Linked DNA regions of Homo sapiens: regions 1 and 3 are each linked to region 2. A link is a loop called in an ENCODE intact Hi-C map of the cell type or tissue named here. Cell type or tissue: heart left ventricle. All regions are shown on one strand. Each heading gives the region's core, and the rest is flanking DNA. Links, peaks and the distances in the headings are about the cores only.

Region 1 (7,893 bases), core at 1,462-6,461, 110 kb after region 2:
AATGGTTGTCATTTAGAGAGATGTTTCCAGTTGTATAAATACTGTAACACAACGATAGCTGGGAATAGTGTAGCCATAGTACCATCTTTAAATCACCCAAATAACTGAGGTACAATTCTATCTGCTTGTGAGTTCACTAGGCAACAAGTCTCAGGGATCATATAGTCTTTGTCTCTGTATCAAAACAAATACACTGCCTAAGGTACACTAAAAGTAATTTAACATACTGTACTCATAAATTCTAACTAAGTTCTCTGTAGGTAAAACATGGCTAGGGAAGTTATGATCAACCCTTCAGAAATGACTTCTTCTGAGTCGTTTGGACAATACGCATCATCTTGGACAATACGCCTCCCACAAGGCTTCCTGGTGTTCTGGCAGCACTAACAGGGCTCCTGCTGTTGCCCTTTCCTTTTGGTCACGTATCTTTCCATGTTGCAAAAAACAACTTCTGGATAAATGATTTCCACCACACTATTAGATAGCACAACACAGTGCACACTGTGGATCCTCTAGAAATAGCAACCTCTTCTCAAGAGATACTTGCCTCAGGGCCCCAGGAAACTAGAAAGCATCTAGAGGCTTAAGGCTCTACGCTGGACAAAGTGCCAGGGAGCCCTAAAGGCAGAAAGGACCCAAAAGTGAAATTCTCATTTTTAAGCTGTGAGGGAAAACAGAGAAATGAGTTTATTACATGATATAACCTTTGGGTGGGCTCCATATATTAAAAGAGAACTGAAGAAGTTTAAAAGTACATTTTCTAAGTTTTAGTATAGGATGATGATAATGTTCTGGAGATGAATAGGTGCTCATGGTTGCAAAACAATGTGAATATACTTAATGCCACTGAACTATATGCTTAAAAATGGTTCAAACAATATACTTAAAAATGGTAAATGTTATGTGTATTTTACCACAATAAAAATTTTTTAAAGTTGCATTTTCTATTGTTAAAAACTACCAGATATTATTTAGTAATCACAGTCATTAAGAGCACTAACCATCAAAATCTGACAGCCCTATGTTTGAGATTTGACTCCACCTGTTACACCTGTGGAACACTGAAGCAAGTCATTTAACTAAGCCTTAGTTTCCTTATCTGTAACACAGAAATAATAACATGCTTACCCACCCATTATAGGTTGCTGTGAACTTGAAATAAAATAATCTATGTAGCACCTTGGCAAAGTTCCTGGCACACAGAGAAGGCTCAATACACATGGGCTCTAATTTTCTTTTTAGGTATTCATAGCAATATGATTATTTTATATTTTGTACAATGAGGACTAAAAACAAGCCTTCAGAAAAAAAAGGGCTGGTTATTGCTCCCTAGACCTTTACATCACATAGAACTATAAAACAGGTTTCCATAAAATTCATTCCACATTGTAGTCAACGGATGTATGATCCTAGGTGTTGACTTCTAAGCCAATGGTTAATAACCTTAAACTCTCATACTGTAATAGGCAACAACTGAAAAGAAGCCACGGGAACATGAAATAATTTAACAAGTTGATATATATATATATATATATTATCAAGTATAACACAGTCATACAAAAACATTTAGTAGAAATATAATTCACACATAAAAACAGTCTACTTATTTTTTGTCCCTTTTATATCCTATTTTAGGCAAAATGATAAAACCCAGAAAATAACAGGAATGTACTAGTCCTAAAAACTGGACCTTTTATAAATGAAACAGATCCGATCACCTATACCTTCTCTCAAATTCCAAATAATGAGGCTTACTGACCTGTACTCTCAGAATCAACTTAAATAAATTTTAGCTTGATTTGGATGAAATATGTACTTTCAGTTGTTGACAATCCAGGTAGAACAAGTACATAAAATGATTCCTAAGTCAAAACATTTCATACAAAAGGAATGGTTTTAACCCAGACAAATCAAGAGGAAATGCACTGAATTCAAAAACTTCTGAAACAGGCATTTTTTGGACCATTTATAAAATACTAAAAAGTTCAGAACTGCTGAAAAACAAAAGTTTATATAAAATAAAGCCAAGGGGTGAAAAACTATCAAATGTATTAAAACCATCTAAAGCCAAATATAATATAACTGAATATATAATTTAGAAACAGGTTTAAGTGCATTTTCTTTGTACAACTGACTATCACATGTAAAAACTGGCAATTAATTAAAATGCAATTAAATACAGATTTGCAAGCCTTCTGGCCATTATGTAAACATTTAAAAATTAACTGAATTGCCAATTGAAAAATAAGAGCTTACATACGTATCTTAAAAAAGCACAAATGGTGAAAGATGCACTATAAAATTGTGTGACAAAACATATGCATACCAACAAAGATCTTTTTAGGCACTTGCATTCAGAAACATTCCTTTTATAAATAAGCACTTATAACAGTTCCACTCCAAAAAATAAACCTGATTTTCCCAAATTGCACCTATTAGTTGAGACTATATCATATATTAGGGATGCATTCAAATGGACCATTTGGTGGGGAAAGTCAACTGAACTTTAAAAAATACGAATCCACCTATCTTATTCACAACTTTAAAAATACAGAATTTAAAGATAATTCCAGTGAGGCACAAATGTGACCCTATCAAAACATTCTACCATTCAGTATTACCAACAGAGGATAAATACAACAACAAAAGGCAAAACCCATGATTTGGCAGTCCTATACAAAAGAGGCCCTGTCAAAACATTCTTTCACAAAACAAGCACAATACCACAAAATAACACAACAACAACAAAAAAACCCTGAAATTTGACATCCCTACACAAATTGTGGAATTTCACCTTCGAGGTCTTCAAACTGTTGCATTCGTTTTAGCCTTGGTCTCTGACACATTGGATTCACATCAGGCAAGCCAAGCTCCTCAGAGTCTTCTTTAGGTTGACCAGTTGCTTGCCCAGGACAAGCTGATGCTTTGTCTGGGTCTGGCATTGACTTCACCACGAGACCGTGGGGATCGTGATCTGTGCCAGGAGGCACTGCTGCTGAGGGTGAAGCTGGCTTCTCCTCATTCCCCCTGATACTGATGATGGGAGCATGTGGTTTATAAAATGTTGTCCAATGTTGAGGCTGCAGTGTTCTGGGTGCTCTGACAGGAGCGAGAGGGTAGGAATCTGAAGACCGTCTCTCAGATGCCTCTCTCACTGACCTGACTGGCTCTGCATATGGCTTACTGGGTTGAGTGGCATTGATAGAATGGTCCCCACTAATCTGGAGGCTTGTTGTCACTCCTTTTTCCTGGAGTGCACTGGGCATGATCATTGTAGTCTTGGCAGTTAGGCTGTTTTGTTCATACTGTTTGTCCTGAATTTTCTGTAGAGTTTGCTGGTCAAAGCCATTAAATTTGGAACAAACAGTAGTAGCAGCGTCTTTTCTATTAACTCCTTCAAAGGCAGGATTCTTGCAAAACTTGTCTAAATTTACATTTCCCATATTTCTGCCATTTCTCTCATTAGGAGGACTTGCAAGAAGTAGTCTATCTACAGGCAAACTTACAGGTCTAATCTTGGTCCTTGGAGTATGCCTCTCCACATTGTTTGTTGACCTATCAGATTTCAGAGAAAGTGGCTTAGGGGTTTTACCATCTTCTATCTTTTGGGATGCTGATTCAGCCTCTTGGTCTAGAAGCAACTGTGCTTTGTCTGAAAATGAAAGAAATCTATTTAAGTTTGTGGCACATGGTTAATAAGAGAGTTTGAATGAGTTAGAGATGAACACTCTATCAAGACAATATGAGTCTTACATATTTTTTCCAAAATAATATTCTCAGTTACCTATGTGGAGGAGTTAAACATTTGCACAGTATTAAAGGTGTATATTGAATTTAAAAGTTCAAATTTTTTACTCATTTAAATCAACATGAACAGCTACAAAACACAAAAAAAACACTTGCTGAGTAACTTCTTTTTAAGTGCTGTGCATGAACAAGTACTTTCTGGGTCAAAAGACTATCACAATTTCAATAGGCAGACATTGGAAAATTAACCTCAGAAAAGTGACACTAATTTACACACCAACCAGATGTAAGTGTGCCCTGAATCCCAAGGATTTTGCCAACTCACTCAATCTGCTTTTCAGTTACACTCAACCCAGTGAGAGCATATGATATTAGATGCCTTAGATGCTCTCCATATCTGATCAACTAATAAAGCATAAAATCCATTCTGTCAAATGAAGGCTGAATGCTTTTAAGTTAAAAAGTGCCATTTTCCCCACCTGCTCCCGGATTTTCTTTCTATAGTCCGAACCCACAGTCCATGTTTTCTCACTTAGAAGCCTCAGTTCCTGCATCTATCCTAAAAAATTCCAATTCCAGGAATGTTCCAGCCCTCCATTCTCCTGCTTTTCTGTTCACTGCTGAAACACATCCACCAACTCTGTGCCTTGACGCCATCCTGACTTTAAGCTACAGTCGGCCCCAAGCACAGCATGCAATCCTTTCTCTGCCACCCAGTCCTTCACCCACATCTCTTAGGCAGTGGTTTGCAGACAGGTGCCCACCAGAGTCACTTTTTGGTCATCGTCTCATCTGAACTTCTTCCACACCTGGGACTGCTGGCCTCTCTTCCCTGGGTTCCAAGGCTCTTTTATTGTTTTGTTTTGTTTTTGTTTTTTGAGACAGAGTCTCACTCTGTCACCCAGGCTGGAGTGCAGTGGCATTATCTTGGCTCACTGCAACCTCTGCCTCCTGGGTTCAGGTGATTCTCTTGCCTCACCCTCCTGAGTAGCTGAGATTACAGGTGCCTGCTACCATGCCCAGATAATTTTTGTATTTTTAATAGAGACAGGGTTTCACCATGTTGGCCAGGCTGGTCCTGAACTCCTGGCTTCAAGATCCGCACACCTCAGACTCCCAAAGTGCCAGGATTACAGGTGTGAGCCACCACACCTGGCCCAAGGCTCTTTTGATTTGCTTTCCCAGGTCCTCCACACATTTATAGAGCATTCTAAGGGACCTGGTTCCTTGCAATTGGACTCTAGGCACCAACATATATTCTTAAATTTCTGAGGGAAAAACTTAGAGCATAATGGAGAAGAGCACAGACTCTGAAGCACAGTTGCCTGGGTCCTGGCTCAGCCCTGCCTGCCACTTCTGCACTGGGCTAGGCAATATCACTGTCCTATGTGTCTTCATCTGCGAAATAAGACTCCTATGTGTATCTATGTTGCTGTGTGATCTAAATGATCTACTAGGAAAAGTGCTTAAAATTATCTTGTATGTAATAAACACTGGAAAGTGACATTTATTATTATTACTGTTCCTAAGAGCTTCATGGGATAGCCACAAAGGTTAGGTTTAGTAATCAGAACTGGGTTCAAATGTATTAAGAGAACAACCTTTGGCATTACTTAGTCTCTTTCAGACGGTTAGTTATGGGTTGAATGAGGATAATGCTATTTACTTTATAGCACAGAACTATTATGAAGATCAAATAGAATCAAACAAATAAGCACAGTGCTTAGCACAGAACAGGCAGGTACCTGGTGAATGTTAGTTCCATTCCTTTTTTTTTTCTTTGAGATGGAGTTTCTCTTGTCACCCTGGCTGGAGTGCAATGGCACGTTCTCGCCTCACTGCAACCTCTGCTTCTCGGGTTCAAGTGATTCTCCTGCCTTAGCCTCCCGAGTAGCTGGGATTACAGGCGCCCACCACCACACCTGGCTAATTTTTTGTACTTTTAGTAGGCGGGGTTTCACCATGTTGGCCAAGCTGGTCTCAAACTCCTGACCTCAGGTGATCTGCCCGCCTTGGCCTCTCAAAGTGCTGGGATTACAGGCGTGAGCCACCATGCCCGGCCCTCCTTTCCTTTTTAGACCCTATGATCACTGATACTTGATTACACATTAAATTTAACATATATGGCTGCAATGTAAAAAACTGGAATTTAGCTATAACAATGTAGAAATGACAATACAAATGGAAGCTTTTCCACCAGCTTAACAACTAGCAATGACAGCAACTAATATTATAAAGAGAAAATAAGTGAATAAAATGATCGCAGTCAAGGAAAGAAAAAAGACATACACATCTCTGTGTTTAATAGGTTAAATGTAGGCCACAGGTAAAAAGCATGTCAAAAAAAAAGTAGGACTCTAAAGTTTTTGAATTTCAGGAGTCTAGTTGACTCTGTATGAGCAGTTAGCTCAATGCACTGAACTACGGAACTGGAAGATACTAACGAATATCACATTGCTCAACACATTTCTACCTTGATTTTAGCTGATGGCAAAACTCAAAAACAAAAACAAAATTCAGAAGGAACACAAAAAACATTATAAACTCCAAGATGTCTTATTATAAGAAAGACTTTTATGAAGAATGACATTCATTTAAATGCAAGATACACTAAAAGGCAACTTTCTCAATGGCTAGCCAAGATTTGTTAACTAATAAAGCTTCATTCTCTGGCTTCCCTCATTGCCCCTCACCTTGGTTTTAATCACGGTTCTACTGGTAAAATTTTAAGCCAGCAAACATATTTTTTTTTTACATGGCTACTCACCACTGAGACATGCATCACATTTTCCTAACGCATTTTGCTTGCGTTCTGATTCCTCAAATGATGTAGCTCGTTCAAAAATTTTGCTTTCACTCTCTGAAGTATGGATATCCTGTTGATGCAAGATAATTTTTAAAATGGAAGAAGTAAAACATAACCTCAAAATAAACAGTTCAAAGATCTTTAACTTATTAACATAAATATTACAAAGTTCTAATATAATTCTATAAAGGTCAAACTCACTTCCTTTGAAGAAAAAAATAGTGACTTCATGGAACGTTCAATGTCTCTTTCTTCTGGTGATAACAGAGGCTTTGGAAAACAGCCTTGATCAACAACACCTATGCTACACATAACATCTTGTGGTTGTAGGGACCCATCGAAGATCTTCTGTGAGTAAGTAATGAGAAACTCTACCAAGCGTGCTTGATTTGAATACTCTGCAAGGGAGGAGATGGTGATAGGAGCAGTTGTGGGCCTTGGCCTAATGAGACTTGGTCCAAATATCACCCCCAAGTTTTTGGAGTTCATCTTGTTTTCTTCTGCATGATCTACTACCCTGCAAAGTAGAACACATAAAGTTGTATGAGATTTTCCTATTAGAGTTCCTTGACTGTAGTTTACTATGGAATAGAGAGGGTGGAGGGAAAATGAGCTGCACAAAAATACTAGGGGGAAAAAGTCTAGGAAAAGGTTATATTTATTTGATTAAAATATTGACCACATGCCAAATAGAGTTTCACAGTTTCACAGTATTGGAATAAATTTCAAGTTAAGTAGAAGGAACTACTATAGTTTTACCAGCAGAAAGAAAAAATACCCCTAAAAACTGCTCCCATCTCAGTATATGGTATATCCTCCCAAGTCCTTATACTGGGAACTTAAACATCATTGTCAGGTGTCTCACTACCCATCTCCAAGTCTAGATGATTCTCCCTTCTGAAGATCTCAGTTCCAACACCATTCCCACTCCTCTGGCCTCACTTCAAGCTCTTACCACCTTTTATTTCTATGATTATTCAAGGAGATCTGAATTGTAATAAAGGCCTCCTCTCCAACTTAGTTTCCATATTGCTGCCAGAAATATCTAAAAGGCAAATCTGAGCCTGTCAAATTCCTAGCTCAAAATTCTTTAGTGGGTACTGAAGGAAGATGGTCAGCGCATGCAAGACTGCCAGGCATGCAAGACTTTATCAGGCCTCTACCTGGCTCAGTTTCTGCTACTGCTTGCTGTATTGCAGCCTAACCAATTCACTTATATTTCTCAGATGCACAATGAGCTCATGTCTCCATGTCTGTGACTTTGTGCCTGGAATGCTCTTCTGTGTAATTTTGCCCACCAAGATACAACTTGGTTCTGTAAGTCTGATTCAAGGGCTATC
Region 2 (7,893 bases), core at 758-5,757:
GTTATCTTTTGCTGGAGGCATCCTATGAGGCACTTTACTCTCTGAACACGTAAATGAGTACATAGAATTCATCCTGTGCTCTTCCCAGGAACATAAAGGAACAAATAGGTCCATGTCCTAAATGAGTTCTGATCAGTTGGCAGTAGTTCCCTGGAGCTCTGGCTTCCTCTCATAGAAAAGAGACCAATGAGCTGTATCTGTGATGGGCATGCGAGAGCTGAGTGGAACGAATGTGCCATTTGTCTGCTGTGGCTGCCATTTCTCCTTTCTGCTCTCCTGCCTGTGGGTACTGACAGAACAGACTGAAGAACAGATAAAACAAATGGCAAAGGGGAGCGGGGCACAGAAGAGACCCACGCTTAACTGGAACCCAAATTTGAGGAAATCTAAATAAAAGTCTAAATTAGGACTCAGAGCTCCTGATTTTGTGTGTCACCCACACGCAGCTCCATAAAAGCAAGTCCATGGCTGAACATGTGGGTTTTGGATGGAATCACTTTAAGGTAGTTGTTGCAGTTCTCAGAAGAATGAAATCAATTTCTTTTTTATTTATTTATTTTTTTAGACAGAGTCTTGCTCTGTTGCCCAGGCTAGAGTGCAGTGATATGATATCAGCTCACTGAGACCTCCACCTCCTGGGTTCAAGGGATTCTCCTTGCTCAGTCTCCTGAGTAGCCGGGACTACAGGCATGTGCCACCGCACCTGGCTAATTTTTGTATTTTTAGGAGAGGCAGGGTTTCGCCATGTTGGCCAGACTGCTCTGGAACTCCTGACCTGAAGTGATCCACCTGCCTCTGTCTCCCAAAGTATTAGGGTTACAGGCGTGAGCCACCACGCCCAGCCTGAAATCAATTTCTTATCCTTGCTCAAAACAAAGTCCCATAAACTTTTAGGACTTCTAGGACCACAAACTTCTAGGACTTTTCACTGACTTAAGCCAGAGGTGTAATTCACTCTGTGACCCTACAGTTTCACCAGCTGTGGCTTCCTCAGATGGCCACTTTTCTTTTTGTTTCTAATAGCTCGAGTAACAAAGGGACCTTCCCATTGTCCCTGCTTCCAGCTTCTTTCCTGTGTTGTTGAGGTGGGGAGGAAGAGACAAGGGAAAGGTGGGAGAGTCATTCAAAGGAAAACCCTGTTTTGGTATGGAAAGCCCTGTTTCCGTCATCACTGGAACAATGTTCTAGTTCCCACAAAGAGAAACCCTTTTGTGCATGAAACTCCTGGTGAACATTCTTTACCTCACATCGTAAAAGCTTTGAAGACCTAATGGCCCATTCTTAGGAGGGCAGATCTCAATGCTGCTTATCAACAAGCCAGGCAAAATCTCATGGCTGTTGCTAGTCAGATGTTTACACATTTTTACTCCTTTAATTCTGAGGACACAAACATGTTGGTACTGGGAAAAGAAGCAGACTGAGGGATGGGAAAGAACAAGGGAAACCTAGATAAGGACAAGGGGCTCAGCTCCTCCCCTCATCTCTTAGAACTTTGGTGCCCTTTGCAAATGTAAGCCCACATCCAGGTGGGGTCAGGTTGTTTGAGCAGAATGACCTCTACCTTAGCATTTGTCTTGTTAGGACTCTAGCACAGAGCATAACCAAGGCCACAGATCACTGGATCATGGAGCAACATTAAAAAGACAAAACCTTCAGATTTAGTACATTTTACCGTAAGGAGAAAGGGCAAGATTTGGCTTAACTGGAGATGTGTTGTTTGAACAGGATCTGATGGAACATTTGTGGATCAGGTGGGTACCAGATATGGGCCAGCATGGGATGGGAGACACTCAGCCAGTCTGTGGTCACTACACACACTGCCTAGTGTGGTACAGCACTTCCTATCATGATGGGGAAGAAGTAGAACAAGCTCAATCAGTCCATCTCAGGAGCCTGTAAAGCCTGAAGTCTAAAAATTATACCAAATTCCACCCAATAAAATATAAAAAATGACCTAAATTTATATCCTTATCATTTAACAAGTACAAACTATCATCTACGGTGGAGGAGCTAAAAATGAAGGATAGCAGCGCATTGCAAAATAATGTTTCATTTCCAAGTCTAGCTCTCAGAGGAGTTGCAAGTTTGCAGAGGACAGACCAATAGATGCTGCCTGTGGCTATAAAAACTCCTTATCACTGAGGAAGGATGGACTCCAAATTCCATCCTTTAAAAGAGAGAGAGGTGTTGGAGCTTTTTCAGGCAGCAGAATGTTTTTTGGTGAAGCCATGTAGGAGGTGACCATGATGATGATAAGTAAATAATCCAGATCTCCTCCCCTACTGCTACTGAAAAGGCAAAAGGCTTTCCCCATTTCAACTCTAGCCAGTAGTTAAAATTGTAAGCCCAGGAAAACACTCCCTGAACTGATTTTTTCTGTGTTTGGAAAGAGAAGACCACTTTAATTACACTATCACCCTGTGCAGGGCTCTGCTAATAGCAGCTTCTCCAGATGGTCACGGAATGGGACTGGGAAGTCTGTGTGGACCATGGACCCCTGGGCAGGAAGTGGGAGATGGGAGGATGCTGTGATACAGTGGCTCCTTCAGGAGATTTCGTCTCTTTGAGTGTCTCCCACGTTGGCTAAAAGGAAGGGCTGGGAAGCTAGATGTCACGCTCTCCTTGGTGGCCACATGACTAATCCAGGCACATGAACAGGAGGAAAGGGGAAAGGAACCAAAGTATTCAAGATTTTCTGGGCCTTCTCCATTTGGCTTACCATGATGAATATCGTCAGGAGGAAGATGCTCATCGACATGATGGAGAAGCTGTCCAGGAACCAGGTACACCAAATCACTGCATTGGAGACACCCTGATTTTTCAAGGTCTCCTTCAGTCGCAACTCCTTCTCCAAGACGATGCTCTTCACAGTCATGGAGACAGAGTAGATCCATGCCAGCACCATGAAGATAGGGAAACAGCGGTTCAGGATGATCATGAAACTAAAGCAAAAGGAGAGAAGCAGAATAGTAGAGTGCTCTGTACCTGGTAGAGGCAGAATAAATGTTTGTTGAATGAATGTGTTGAGAACAAAGCCCAGATGGAGGGAAAGGAAAACAGGAAAACCTCCCCTGGACATTTAATGGGCTGGAATCTTTTAACACATTCCATGTTAGCCCTGAAGCATTATTTTTTGTTTATAGCAGAGTGCTGGCTTTCTGGTTAGCCCGGGTGAATGCTCTGCAAGTAAAATGTGTCAATAAAATTATATCCTCTATGTCAAAGATCTTCCCTGTAAGGCCTTGCAAGGAAAAAACTGCAGACTTGATGATGTGGATGGGATCTGAGTAGACAGCTACATGCTGACACTGAAACCCAAGAGGGTGGAGGACTGACAAGGGCAAGTGGTGGTGGTAAGAGCAATAACTTGGCTCCCCAAGGGGTCAGCCGCCCCAGCACAGTCTGCCCTGGAAGGTCAAACCCTAGTTACACAAAAAGACACACAAAATAACTAATCAGTTTGGCACTTTCAGAAGGCGAATGATCCATCAATACATCAGTTATCCAACAGCCACTGGACCCACCACCAGCCATGCACAGGTGGAGGAGACCCTGGTATATCCACCTGGCAAACAGGATAGATTTGATACACTGGAACGACTTTCTTGTGAACTTTACACGTTTTCCCTGTGTTTCATGTGCTAGTAAAGCCCTTGGGATTATTATCTATTGAAAACTGTTGTGTGTTGTCACTGAAAGGGCCCAATTCCAGCATGGGAGGGTTTCACTCAAGGTGGCCCTAGGGAGAGAAGCATATGTTCGTAAAGCATGCACTTCTGGGACTAGCCACCAGAGGACTCTCCCATACCAAATGACCCAGCTCCCTATTGCCTCCCCACACCCACCTCACTTCCCCACCAGCCACTCCCGTCCTGATCCTAAAGTGGACCTGGGCTTTCGCCCCTGGCTCCATTTCCCAGCTCTGCCTATTGTCCGAACCCAAACTAACTGCAGACTGGCCACTGTTATCTCAAGTTTTCTGTAGAGCTGAGGCTGGAAAACCCATTGGACAGTTATTAAAAGAGGGTTTCCTGTGTCCACACTGAGTTTTAGGTGAACTCAATTGTAGATCTCTGCTGCTGTTTTGGTAGTGTGTCTGACCCCATCTATAATGACAAATGAGCCTCCCAACCCTCCACCCCGGCCCTTTCTCTACCACCCCCCAAATCCATATTCAGTCAAACAGTAGGCTGCTTGCTTGGCTTATTCCTGGTCAACAGATATACAGGCCTGGGATGGGAGTGTCCAGGGAGGCAGGTCCTGAGCTCATCCAACACATTCCTCTGCCTTGTCATTGAGCATACATCATGGAAATGTTAGTTAGGGAAGGGGCTGCATTATTCCAGGGCTCCCAGGAACCAGACCTACTGGCCATACAGAGTCCAAAATGAATGCTGATGTGGCAATCATTGGGCAAACATTCTGACCAGAACCCTTCCACATACCAAACATACTACATAGTGGGGAATTTGTCCCCTCCCCCAGCCTCACTTTCCTTGCTTTAATTTTCCCCTTCCCTTTTCCAGCTACAACATCAACTCTTTTCCCTTTCCCACCACTGCACTGACTCATCTGTGCCTGCCTGGAGCTTGGGAGAAGCAGGTTCCTCAGTCAGAGCTCCATGCTCTCCAATTTGGCTCTGGTCCCTGGGGCTCTCTCTAAAGACATGGAAGCCTTGAGGGCACCCCCAGCCCACCCCAGCCCACTCCAGCACCCCCATTAGCGTGTCATGGAGGAGGATCGCGAACTTCAGACTCACGAATCGTCCACGAAGCAGGGGTAGGGCATCTGCTGGAGGTAGATTCCAACTGGAGCCTCCGCCTGCACCTGGCTCCTTGTGATCCCCTGTTCAACCATGTCCTGCAGATAGGCAAACCCGCCCCAGATGTACCGGAAATCTTCCACGGGATCAGCTCTGGGACCAGAATCCCAATACCTGAGAAGACACAGAGGGACAAAGGATGGGAACGGGCTTGGATAGCTCACTCACACCTCCCGACCACAGGGTGACTCGGAACTCATTCTCTTAAAATCTTTCTCCTAAACGCTTCAAAAGGATCCAATTCTATTTCCTAGTCCTCAGTTTAAATCTCAGTTTTGAATATTAGCCACAATGTGACTCTGTAATTGCTTTCATTCAAGGACTCTTTGTTGAGCTTTATAAAATATCTTATTTTTTCTTATTTAACTTAATTTTATTGATTTATGAGTCCAGTCTCAATCCCTTTCTCTCTACCAAATGTAATTTCCCACTGACTTTGGAGAAATGCAGCGAGCCCTTCCTGAAACATCACCTGTCTTTAATCTTATTGGTTTTCTCCACCACGTCTATGTCCATTCGGATCTTATACTTCACGTGGGGTGGTAGAGAGCTGGTCCAGGGATACATGTCAGGGAATACCACTCCGGCCCAGAACATGTTTTCCTCCAGTAGAGAGAGGGCACGTTGGGTGAGCTGAGTTTCATCATTGTAGCTTTCAAACTTATCCAGGACCAAGCACTGCAGAGAGTCACAAAGTTGAGAGAGTGTGAGGAGGACCAACTGCAAAGACTCAACTCTACACACAGAAAGTCACAGGATAAGGGCTGCTGTCCCAGGAAATGGTCAAATGCAAGGAGGCCTATAAACTTAATGTTTGCTTAACTCCAGAGTCTGGTGTTAATTTTTCAACGTGTCCAGATGTAGGGGCGCCAGAGAGCTTGGAAGTGCTGACGTGCTCTTATCCCTGCAGAGCTAGTGAGGACCACACTTTCCAGATGTCCAAGGCTGTCCAAATATGCAAGTCTTCAAAATGACAAAAATACTCCAGGCTTTTACTCTCCAGCATGGGGAGGCGAGGGAGTGGGGTCACACTGGCTACAGCCTGCTTTGAAGATCAGAAAGCCTGACGATTAAAGAGCTTTAAAGAGAGAGAGAAACATTCCTAGCCTTGAACCTTTCTGGCTCTCTCCAAACACACAGGATGGCCAGCTGAGGGAAGAGCAAGGAGGAAGAGAGAAAATAACAGACAGCCAAAATAACTTAGTCAGGGAAATCACTTCCAATTACAATTCTGTGACAAGTAATGCTGGGGGAGGAGGAATTTCTATAATATGCCTCTTTTCTTCTCCTGGAAGAGGAAAAAAAAAAACCATTACCCACAAAAGAGCAGAACTAAGAATGTTTGAAAATTTGAATATGATGGTTGTCCTCCTGTATAGATTTGTTAAAGCACTTATATTGCTATTTGCATCTATTTCCTTTTCTTTAACCTCCTGTTCCTATCATTGTGAGGGCTATTGGTGTCGACATTTCTTTCTTAGCATGTAACTCACAAGAAGTCAGATGGTCTTGTCTTGATTAAGTTGTTCCCTGAATGCATACTGAGAATCTGCAATGTGCCAGAGCCTGGTCGACTCTAGGAATACAAGAAGGAAAGATAAACATCTCTTCCTGAAAGAAAGTTGAGAGCTAATGAGGGAGAGGATTGGAGCAAACCAACAACCATAATGTGGAAGGATCAGGTTCTAATGAAAGCAAGCCCAGTGTATTGGGGAAGCCCAGCGGAGGGACGCAGCTAAGTCTTCCTGGAGGGATCAGGGAAGGCTGCCTGGAGGAAGAGCCTCCTGAGTAGGAGGATAAGCAGGAATTAGCCGAGGAGAGGAAAGTGGGGGAAAGGTCAGCTCAGGCACAGGGAACAGCACATGAGGTATCTGGGGACCTACAAGAATAGATCAGTGGTTCCCATCTGTGGCTGTGCTTTAGAACCACTGCGGAGCTTTAAAAGATACCTATGCCAGGCCCTACCCCAAGCAATTAAATCAGAATCTCTAGTGGCAGGGCCAGGGCATCCATATCTTGTAAAAAACTCCCTAGGTAATTGCAAGGCACAGAAGGGAGTGTAGGGTGAAGGGAGGTGAGTGTGACAGCAGCACTAGAAAGGAGGGTGGGACCGGACGGTTTGCCCTGCGGGACTCAGTAGTATGAACGACCAATGCAGGGCTTCCCCGGACACGTGCTTTCAGTGCTAAGACCAGGGGAGTTCTGGGCAGGCCTTAAACAGCCACAGAAGCTAATGTAGGGTTTTGAGCTGGGATATCACCTATGGGATCAGACTATGATCACTGGTAGTGGAGAGGGGGGAAAGCAAGCAGGAAGACTGGGTTATTGATGTACTGCAGGCTTTAAGGAACAGATTCATCCCCACAAACTATCTGTGAGTTACCTGGAATCCTCATTTTACTGAAGAGGAAACTGAGCTTTATAAAGTATCTTATTTTTTTGAGGAGACCTGCCTGAGGTCACCCAGAGAGACAGTGGCAGAGCTGGGACTCCCTCCCCAATTTCACCTTCAGGCCTAGAGTTCTTCCTGCCACACCAGGAACCGTGGGAAAGGCTGGATCCACAGCCTGGCGCTCAGGGCCCTCACTACTATCTTGTCAAGTAGGTGGATCAGCAATTACTACTTATCCTCACTTGGCAGCCCCGGAACTTAGGTTCAACGAGTCTGAGTGACTCCCCCAGAGGCGTGGTAGAGTAGGTATCAAACCCCAGGTCATTTGATTCCACAACTACTACCCGAGAAATAAAGAAACGAGAAAGGCAGACAGGGCGTAAGGACCTGACCACAGAACCAAGCTCCACTGCACTGGGAAGAAGTAGGCAATCCCAATTCATTCGCCGAAACCTCTCACTCCCGAGTCCCACCTGCGCCTCAGAGTATGCACCGGAAGCCTCTGGCGATTCAGAGGCTGTGTTTGAACAAGGGGCTGCACACCCAACACTTCTTGGGCCTCCTGAACTAAACTGTCCCACCTCAGCCTCCATGCCCTGGGGGCAGGTCCCATGTAATGTTCTCAGTCTTCTAGATAAAAAGGAAGAAAACTATTAGTGTTCCAGCTGATATGGGCAGA
Region 3 (7,893 bases), core at 1,128-6,127, 400 kb after region 2:
AGTTTTTATGTAGAGATATGTTTTTATTTCTCTTGGGTGTGTATCTAGGAGTGGAATTGCTGGGTCATATGTTAACGCAGTTGCTTTGTTTTAGATAAACATTAATTTATTGCGGTAAATGTCAGCTTATTGGGTTTAACCTACTATCTATACCATTAGTCTAATTTTTAGTGCAATTCTCACATCTGGTATGTTAAGTAGAAGAATTATCTACAAATTTAATTTGCCTTTCCTTTCTTTCACAGAACTGCTGATAGTATTGACTATGTAAGGACCAAGGAGATTGCTCTGTGACATCTCTTAATCTTTGTTTCTGGTTATTCAGCTGTGACTACATCCAACTATAGCAAAATCTGGTTCTTATTTCTCCATTGAGACCACAATAATTTTATAAGAAACATCTAATTCCTTTATTAATTTATTAATTCACTTAGTAAGTCAGTCTTTCAGTAAGTAATAAGTTTCCACCCTCATGGAGCTTACATTCTGCATATCAGCTAGTATGCTAGTTATGGTATCCTTAACAAATAAGAAAATTAGAACAATTTAACATGACGTACTTTCAGTAAACTGATGCTGGCTTCTAGTGATTAGTGTCTCTCAAGTCTTCCCCAACCCTCCATGTCAGTGTCTGTTCTCTGAATATCCTGGTGATTGACATCAAGATTGTTGTTCTTTAGTCTCTGTAATATTTCCTTCCTAGTCTTTGAAAAATGTGATAAGATGTGCTTATGTCCACTTCTCTGGCATATCTCCAGCTCCGTGATCTCTCATGTCTAAGTTCTATCTGAGTAATCAAATGTTAGTTATCTGAACTTAGTCATATCTCTTATTTGCATATTGGATATCTGCAAGTTCTAGGACAGCTAGATTCATTTTACTCATTTTTTTCTTATTTTTCTGTACAATATTTTAGCATATACTTATTTGCTGGTTGCATAGTGTGAGAAAGATAAATTTAGGTTATATTAAGTGATTGGCAATAAAAAGGACACAATATGCACACTGATAGCACATTTGTTAAATGTATAGGAAGTACACACGTGTGCTAAAATGAAATCTAGTAGGATATGTAACAAAGGCAGTAGGTTTAATTTTCTTATTTTTGCTCGTCAGAATTTTCTAATTTTTCTACAGTGAATATGTTACTTTTGAGGAAAGCAACTTAACGTATTTTTTTGGTAGAAATTTTTTATATCCTTTGTGATGGAGATAGGGTGGGGAGAGGCAATTTTCATAAGACGTGAATTTTAAGGAGGAAAAAAGAATTTAATTAGAAAGTTGGAGAACAATATAATGAAATTCAAAATGTATAAAGATAAGTACTGTGCTGGGTTCAGTATTTAGCATTCCCATGCATATTTTTGTATTTTGGCATGTGTGTGTATGTGTGTGTATCCATAAACAATATAGTTAGAATTACTTTACATATTTAAAAGTTTCATAAATTCATGTGTAAAATGAATTGCATGTATCATTCTAATTTTTTCCAGCATACTAATTTTTAGGTCACTTCATGTTTAAAGCTGTAGACCTGCTCTTTCATATTCTGTTTCTGTGTATGTGAGCTGCTTTCTTTTTTACAGTTGTATAGAGTTTTCATTGAATAATTTTGCTATGATTTATGTAATATTGGTGTACATCAGGTTGTTTTTAATTTTATGGTATTATAAACGAGTACGATGTTTTTATTTGTGTGGCTAAGCATATGTGCAGGTATATTTGTAGGGTAAGTTCCTGAAAGTAAATTTACTGGGTTATTTTACATTTTACAGTCAGTGTACATTTTACATTTTGATAAATGATACATAATAGTTGTACCAGTTTTCACTTTTCCCTACAATGTATAGGAATACTTATACTCTGTCAGCACTACATGGCCTCTTATTTTACTGCTATTTCAAACATCTTTTTCAGTCAGTCTCACCTACGGTGATTGACGTATCAATAGGAACTTCTCATTGTACTTTGACCTTTGTTACCTTTTGAATTTTAGGTTTTCTTTTTTCCTTTGTTGCATTATTACTTCGACTTCTCAAATAGCTTTTAATGATTTGTTTGCTTTTTCTATAATGTTCATGTTAAACTTATATCACCACAGTGGTCTTTTTTTTATATTTAAAAAAATTATTGGGAAGTTTAGAAGTGGGAAAAGTGGTCTTTTTTTGTATTTAAAAAAATTACTGGGAAAGTTTGGAAGTGGGAAAAGTTCATTGTGAATTTAAAATGAATTCTTAGGAAAGGCTAGTAATATTATGTACTGCCTCTATAGTTACTCTTATTTAGATTGGTTTCAGGTAGAGTTTTGCTGTGATCAAGATTCCTGACATCTCTTTGAATTCAGCCCTTCTGAGCCAGCCTCCCAGTCCAGGTGATCCTTTGCAGAAAACAATGATAATTTGGAAGAATATAGTTAGTTCCTTTCATGGATTGAAACGTAATGAAAATCCATCAGGTTTCAGTCAGTTTAAGGATAGGGAAAGTGACAATAGGAACAGAAGAAAATGAGGAGGAATTTTATACAAGTTAGCAACTAATATTTTAAAGTGTTTCAACGTTACTCTCTTGTAATTCTTTTTTTCTAACTTTCCTCATTGTTTGTCTTAGATCATTTCTTTAGAGTAGCTAGAAACAGGTGGTCCTCTGTTTAACTCAGATGTCCATTTCACCTCAGGATTGTGCCACTTAAAGTTCCAGCTAGCAATAGAGAAGGGTGTTGCCTACAGGTAAGGCAAGGTGAAGTGAGGAGGGAGTGGTGATGGCGATAGGAGGAAGAACAAGTAGTTTAACTTCTTTTTTTAAAAAGGTAGTTAATATGTATCACCTTTTCTTTACTCTTTTCTTCCTATGTTTTCTGGGTTTGGGGAAAATACAAACAGATTAGGTTGAATGTGTAAGGTTTAGCTTGAGGAGAATAGGCTAGTTCAACTAACTGGACTGTGAGTGGGGCTTTTTGTCTGTTTTGTTTGCTGTTGTGTGCTTATCATTTGGAATAGGGTTTGGATCAAGTAGTTGTTTGTTGAATGAATGAATGTAAGCATGTATGAATTAAGTAGACTGAGCCTGTAACTCAGTAGGATGAGGTTTGCAACTTTGTCTGAAAGACCTGAAATGCTGAGTCTCTGTTCCAGCAGTTGCAGGGTAGGTGGATTCTTTTCCAGTTCCTCCTATTGTAGTCTTTCTAGTCTAACCCTATAAACACAGTGCCTTCAGACTTCCTTTTTTGGCCTACAGTTCTGCACTGCACTCAGTGCTTATTTCTTAGGATTATGTCTATAAAGCCTTAGCACAGTGTCTGACACATAGTTGGTAGTTATTATTATTCTAATTCAGTACCCAAACAGTTCACTTAAGGCTCATCAAGTTAGATATTTATTTAATCAAAGCACATTTACATTATAGCTAACTAATAGCGTTACTCTACTAATACAAACAGGTATTTGTTTGTCAGGAGCACAGTAGTTAGCCAGATAAGTGAGCTGTGATAATGGAGTTGGGGAAAGGGTTAGTCAGGGAATTGGGGTTTTTCTGGAGTGTCTTGCCTTTTCCAAGAAGTTTCCCCTGTCCTTCCAAACAGTCCAAGAGTAGTAAGTCTCGTCACGTGTTTCCTTATCTTTGCAAATGGTTTAGTACTTCCATTTTCATGGAGCTAGTGAAAATGAAAAAACTCTTGAGAGAGGTAAGATTATCTTCTTTTAAATCCCTCTACACTCACAGTAAGCTCTCAATCTTTACTGTGGCTTCAAGGCTCTGTCCTTTATAAGCCCTGCCTACCTTTTAAACTTCTCTCATTCTTGTTCCCTTTGCTACAGCAATACTGCCATCTTGCTGTGAAATGTGCACACCGATTTTATTTCCAACACTGTATTTTTGTGCTCGTTGTTCCTTGTGCTTCACTCCCTCCCCTCTGCTACCCACTTTAAATAATCACATGGCTTTTTTTTATTTATGTCTAAGCTTAAATGTCAAGAGACTTTTCAGACCATCCTGTGTGAACTGTTCTTTTTTTTCCCCTCATGACCCTGTCTAGTCTGTCTGTAATAATTTATTTATTGGTTTATTTTTTGTCTATGTTTCTCCCGCTAGAATGTGAGCTGCATAAGTGAAAGAACCTTGTCTGTCTTTGAATTTTATGAGGAAGAGAGAGTGAATTGACAGACTGTATATTGGAAATGTTAAATGGTAAATCTAGGAATCCAAAAGTTTCCTCTATTTAATATCAGGCAAAATTCTGTTCAGGATTTTTTTTTTTTAAATATGGTGTTAATCAGGAAGTGGCTAATACAAAACTCAGTAAACCCTTGACCTTTTTTCAGCTGTCTCTCTGACCTCGTCCTCTGTGATGGTACCTTCCTCACAGCTCCAGCCAGGTTGGCCATTTTGTTCTTCCTCAAGCACGTTGCAGGTGTTCACCTTGGTATTTTGCAGTTGCTATTTCTTCTGCTTGCAGTTTTCTTCACCCAGATAATTGTGTGGTTCCAGAACTCACTTCCTTATTCAGTTTTTAGATAACATTGTTTTCTCAAAAACATGTTTGAATATGAGGAGCAGTGTAAGTATGCAAGTCTGTGTTTTGTAAATTCAGTTTTTATCTTGATAGCTGTTTATGTTGACTTAGATGAAACATGGTTCTTTAATTTTATGATATGTTTGTTATAGCTATCTTAAAAGGGCTTCTTTTTTTTAATGCAGAAAGAGGGGAAAAAGGAGCGAGCTGTGGTGGACAAGGTGTTTTTCTCAAGGCTCATACAGATTCTGAAAATCATGGTCCCTAGAACATTTTGTAAAGAGGTAAGTCTTATGAAATTATAATCTTAAGTATATTGGGCCGTTCTTTAATAAAATACCTGAGGCTGGGTAATTTATAAAGAAAAGAGATTTAATTGGCTCCTGGATCTGCAGGCTGTACAAGCATGGCACAGCATCTCCTCCACTTCCGGGGAGGCCTCAGGAAGCTGGCAATCACAGCTGAAGGTGAAGGGGGAAGCCAGTGTCTCACATGGTGAGAGAGGGAGCAAAGGGCCAAGGAGGTGCCACATACTTTTAAACAACCAGATACATGAGAACTCACTCACTGTCTGGAGGACAGCACCATGCCATGAGGGATCTGCCTCCATGACCCAAACACCTCCCACCAGGCCCCACCTCCAACACTGGGGATTACATTTCAACATGAGATTTGGGTGGAGACAGATACCCAAATTAAATTATTAAGTGTTCAACTTTCAAGGTTATGTAAGATTAGAACAGTAAAATCATAACACTTTGGTTATACTATAGGTCAAATGTTTTCTCTGTAGGTCAAGAAGATTACTAAATTTTTGTCTTTAAATCATCACCTGTCATACAAAAAACCTTGTTCAGTGCCAGTTTTTAAATAGTTTTCTCTTGTTTCTGAAGTATTATTTCATTTTATTTTATGTGAAATGCTAGGGTACTGCCATACAGCTACCCTAAATGGTGTTGCTTTGTTATAGTTAAATACTGTTGATAAACACTAGATTAAATTTCAAAAGACAAACCCTTTTATTACATTGAGATGTTAACAAGTCACATTAGTGTGGAGTATATTTGATTAAATATTTTTAAGATATGCAAAATGATATCTGGATTCATCAGTTATTTCATTCAGGAAGTGAGCTGCTTATACGAATAGTTGTATAATTCGTTCCTTTGCTTTTTTATCAAGATTATCTTCATTATTTGATAAACATTTTTAATGATTATTAAAATAATGCCGTATTCTCCATCTTCCTCAGCATTCTCTCATTCTGTAACTAGAAGTATCATTACCTTCAGCTCTTCCTCTTCCCCTTGTCACCCTTTTTGGTCACTGGGATCTGCTAATTTTTCCTATACTTAACTGTTACAAAAGCATTGCAGTTCCCAAAGAAAACGTACATTCCTTCATCATGCTGGATTTGCTCTTTCCCTCACTTTGGCATCATCTCCTGATGATTCTGCCCTTGAGAAATTCTTTTTTTAAAAAAAGTAATGACACTTGTTTTTTCCTAATTAGACAGAGGTAATACATGTTCCTTGAAGAAAATTAGAAAATGCAGCTAGATTTATTTTTTGGCACCTATCAGCCTCTTACTCGTTTTGATATATAGTCATCCTGTGTGCAAGCATATATTTTAATTTAAAAATGGGATCACACACTTTTAAGATCTGCTCCTTCCCTTATATTATAAATGTTCTTTCTAAGTATCCTAAAGTTTCTTATAAATTATTCTCTCCCTTTACATTCCTACTGTTCTCACTATATCTTACCTGGATTATTATATCTTAATTGGTCTTTTTGCTTCTTTTCCTTTTCCAATTTGTATTCTTTCTTAAAATCCTAATCAAAACATGTAACTTCATTTTCCTTATAGGGTAAATCACAACCTGACTTTGGCCTTCCTTTTAATACCATCTGCTTAGGAGATCATTGTTTTACGATCTGGCCCTATGTCCTCAGCCTTTCATTTGTTTACAACATCATGTCTGTGACATCCTGTACGTCCCCACAACAAAAACAAATATGTTTTTAAAAATTGCTTAATGCTTATCTTTTTTGTGAATATTTCCAGTGACTCTTCAGGCATAACTAATTGTCCTGCCTTTGAAGAATCCTTATTTAAAATACAAGCTTCTCTGGAAAGATGCATATGTTACCTTCCAATCAGTTAACAGCTTAATGTTCATTTTAACTATTGCAGGGGTTCAATGAATGTAAAACAAATTTGAAACATTGGATGAGTCCCTGGGAATTAGTAAGGGAGGTAGAAGGGGCTAATTTGGCCAGCTTCCCACCCTCTGCAGGCCTTCTTCCCTTACTTTAACTTCTATGTCACTGTCTTATTGTTCCAATTTAGAAAATTTAAGATCAGCTTTAAATATGTGTACTTGGGGTTGGGGTGGCAGGATTCTCATCTCACAGAAAGATAACTGATTCCCAGCCAGTCACCCAGCATCTTGACTTTCCCTGCTTCGTAATCTGTCTTGCACAGCATTGCTTAAGTAATATTCTTTAAACATCACTTTTTAACATCACTTTTTGTTCTACTGAGAAGCTTGCGAGAATTTTATGTGTGTAAACTCAGTACAGTACCATAGTTCATATGATTTTAATCCCTTTTTTCCCCCATTAAATCCTTCATCTTTTTTACCTTTAATCCTCATTCTCTTTTTTGTTTTACTGTTTATCATATTTCTAATGCCATAACTGTCTTTTGCTACCCCAAACCTTCCCATCCCACAGCTTAGGACATGAAATGATACAAATATGTTTGCCTAAATTTGTCTGCTACTTTTTATGTGTAACTCTTCCCTTCATAACTAAATTGAAAGCCCTATGAGGGCATGGACACTATTATAAATTTTTCTAACAAATTAAACCAAATTTATTCTACCTAGGCAAAATTTTAGGCTTCAATTTTGGTTAGTTGTATAACTGTATATGTGCAGTTACTGTCATTTTTCTTTGTTAAAGTTATATGTCAAAATATAAGAAAATCAACAATACACTATGATCTAGGTAATCTAAGTTACATTCCCAGCTTCTGTCCTTGACTAGGTATATGAAGGCAAGTCCTTTGACCTGCCTAGGATTCACTTTTGAATTCTGAATGAGAAAGATTAAATGAATCTATGAGGCTTTTTTCATTTATATAATATTCTTGCGTTCCCTTTAAACTATATTTAAAATTACTTATAGAAAAAATGTCAGCCAACTATATTGAAACTTACATAAAGCTTTAGATTTGGAAACCAAAAATTGTTACCAAGGTAATATTTCTTTGAACTTTCTAAAATGCATGTATTTAATTTACTATACCTGGTTTATTTTAGACAGGTTACTTGGTACTTATTGCTGTTATGCTGGTGTCTCGAACATATTGTGATGTT

The links. Peaks named below come from ENCODE experiments on the same cell type or tissue, not always from the same donor. Only the 100,000 strongest peaks of a DNase experiment are listed, where the experiment ranks them.
Region 1: a loop joins it to region 2, with 2.5 times the contacts of the local background. A loop is called at or near these places in 20 of 110 quality-filtered maps.
Region 3: it touches region 2 in a loop (5-fold over the local background); 30 of 110 quality-filtered maps call a loop at or near these places.

What each region holds. Positions count from the first base shown.
Region 1 is chr1:94,171,098-94,178,990 of GRCh38, forward strand. ARHGAP29 (Rho GTPase activating protein 29) reads right to left here. Exons shown (of 23, transcript NM_004815.4): 21 at 6,755-7,070; 22 at 6,515-6,623; 23 at 1-3,652. The coding sequence ends at 2,772. Among named protein-coding and RNA genes, the nearest start is that of ABCA4, 54 kb to the left of the region's middle. In heart left ventricle, for the core only: no CTCF peak of the experiment used is centred there; no DNase peak of the experiment used is centred there.
Region 2 is chr1:94,057,818-94,065,710 of GRCh38, forward strand. It overlaps ABCA4 (ATP binding cassette subfamily A member 4), which reads right to left. Exons shown (of 50, transcript NM_000350.3): 12 at 5,295-5,500; 13 at 4,760-4,936; 14 at 2,720-2,942. Among named protein-coding and RNA genes, the nearest start is that of ABCA4, 59 kb to the right of the region's middle. In heart left ventricle, for the core only: CTCF peaks have their summits at 3,786 (motif pointing right) and 5,674; a DNase peak (open chromatin) is centred at 3,854; H3K27ac peaks cover 4,231 bases.
Region 3 is chr1:94,460,083-94,467,975 of GRCh38, forward strand. It overlaps ABCD3 (ATP binding cassette subfamily D member 3), which reads left to right. Exons shown (of 23, transcript NM_002858.4): 3 at 4,693-4,791; 4 at 7,837-7,893. Among named protein-coding and RNA genes, the nearest start is that of ABCD3, 46 kb to the left of the region's middle. In heart left ventricle, for the core only: a CTCF peak has its summit at 3,844; no DNase peak of the experiment used is centred there.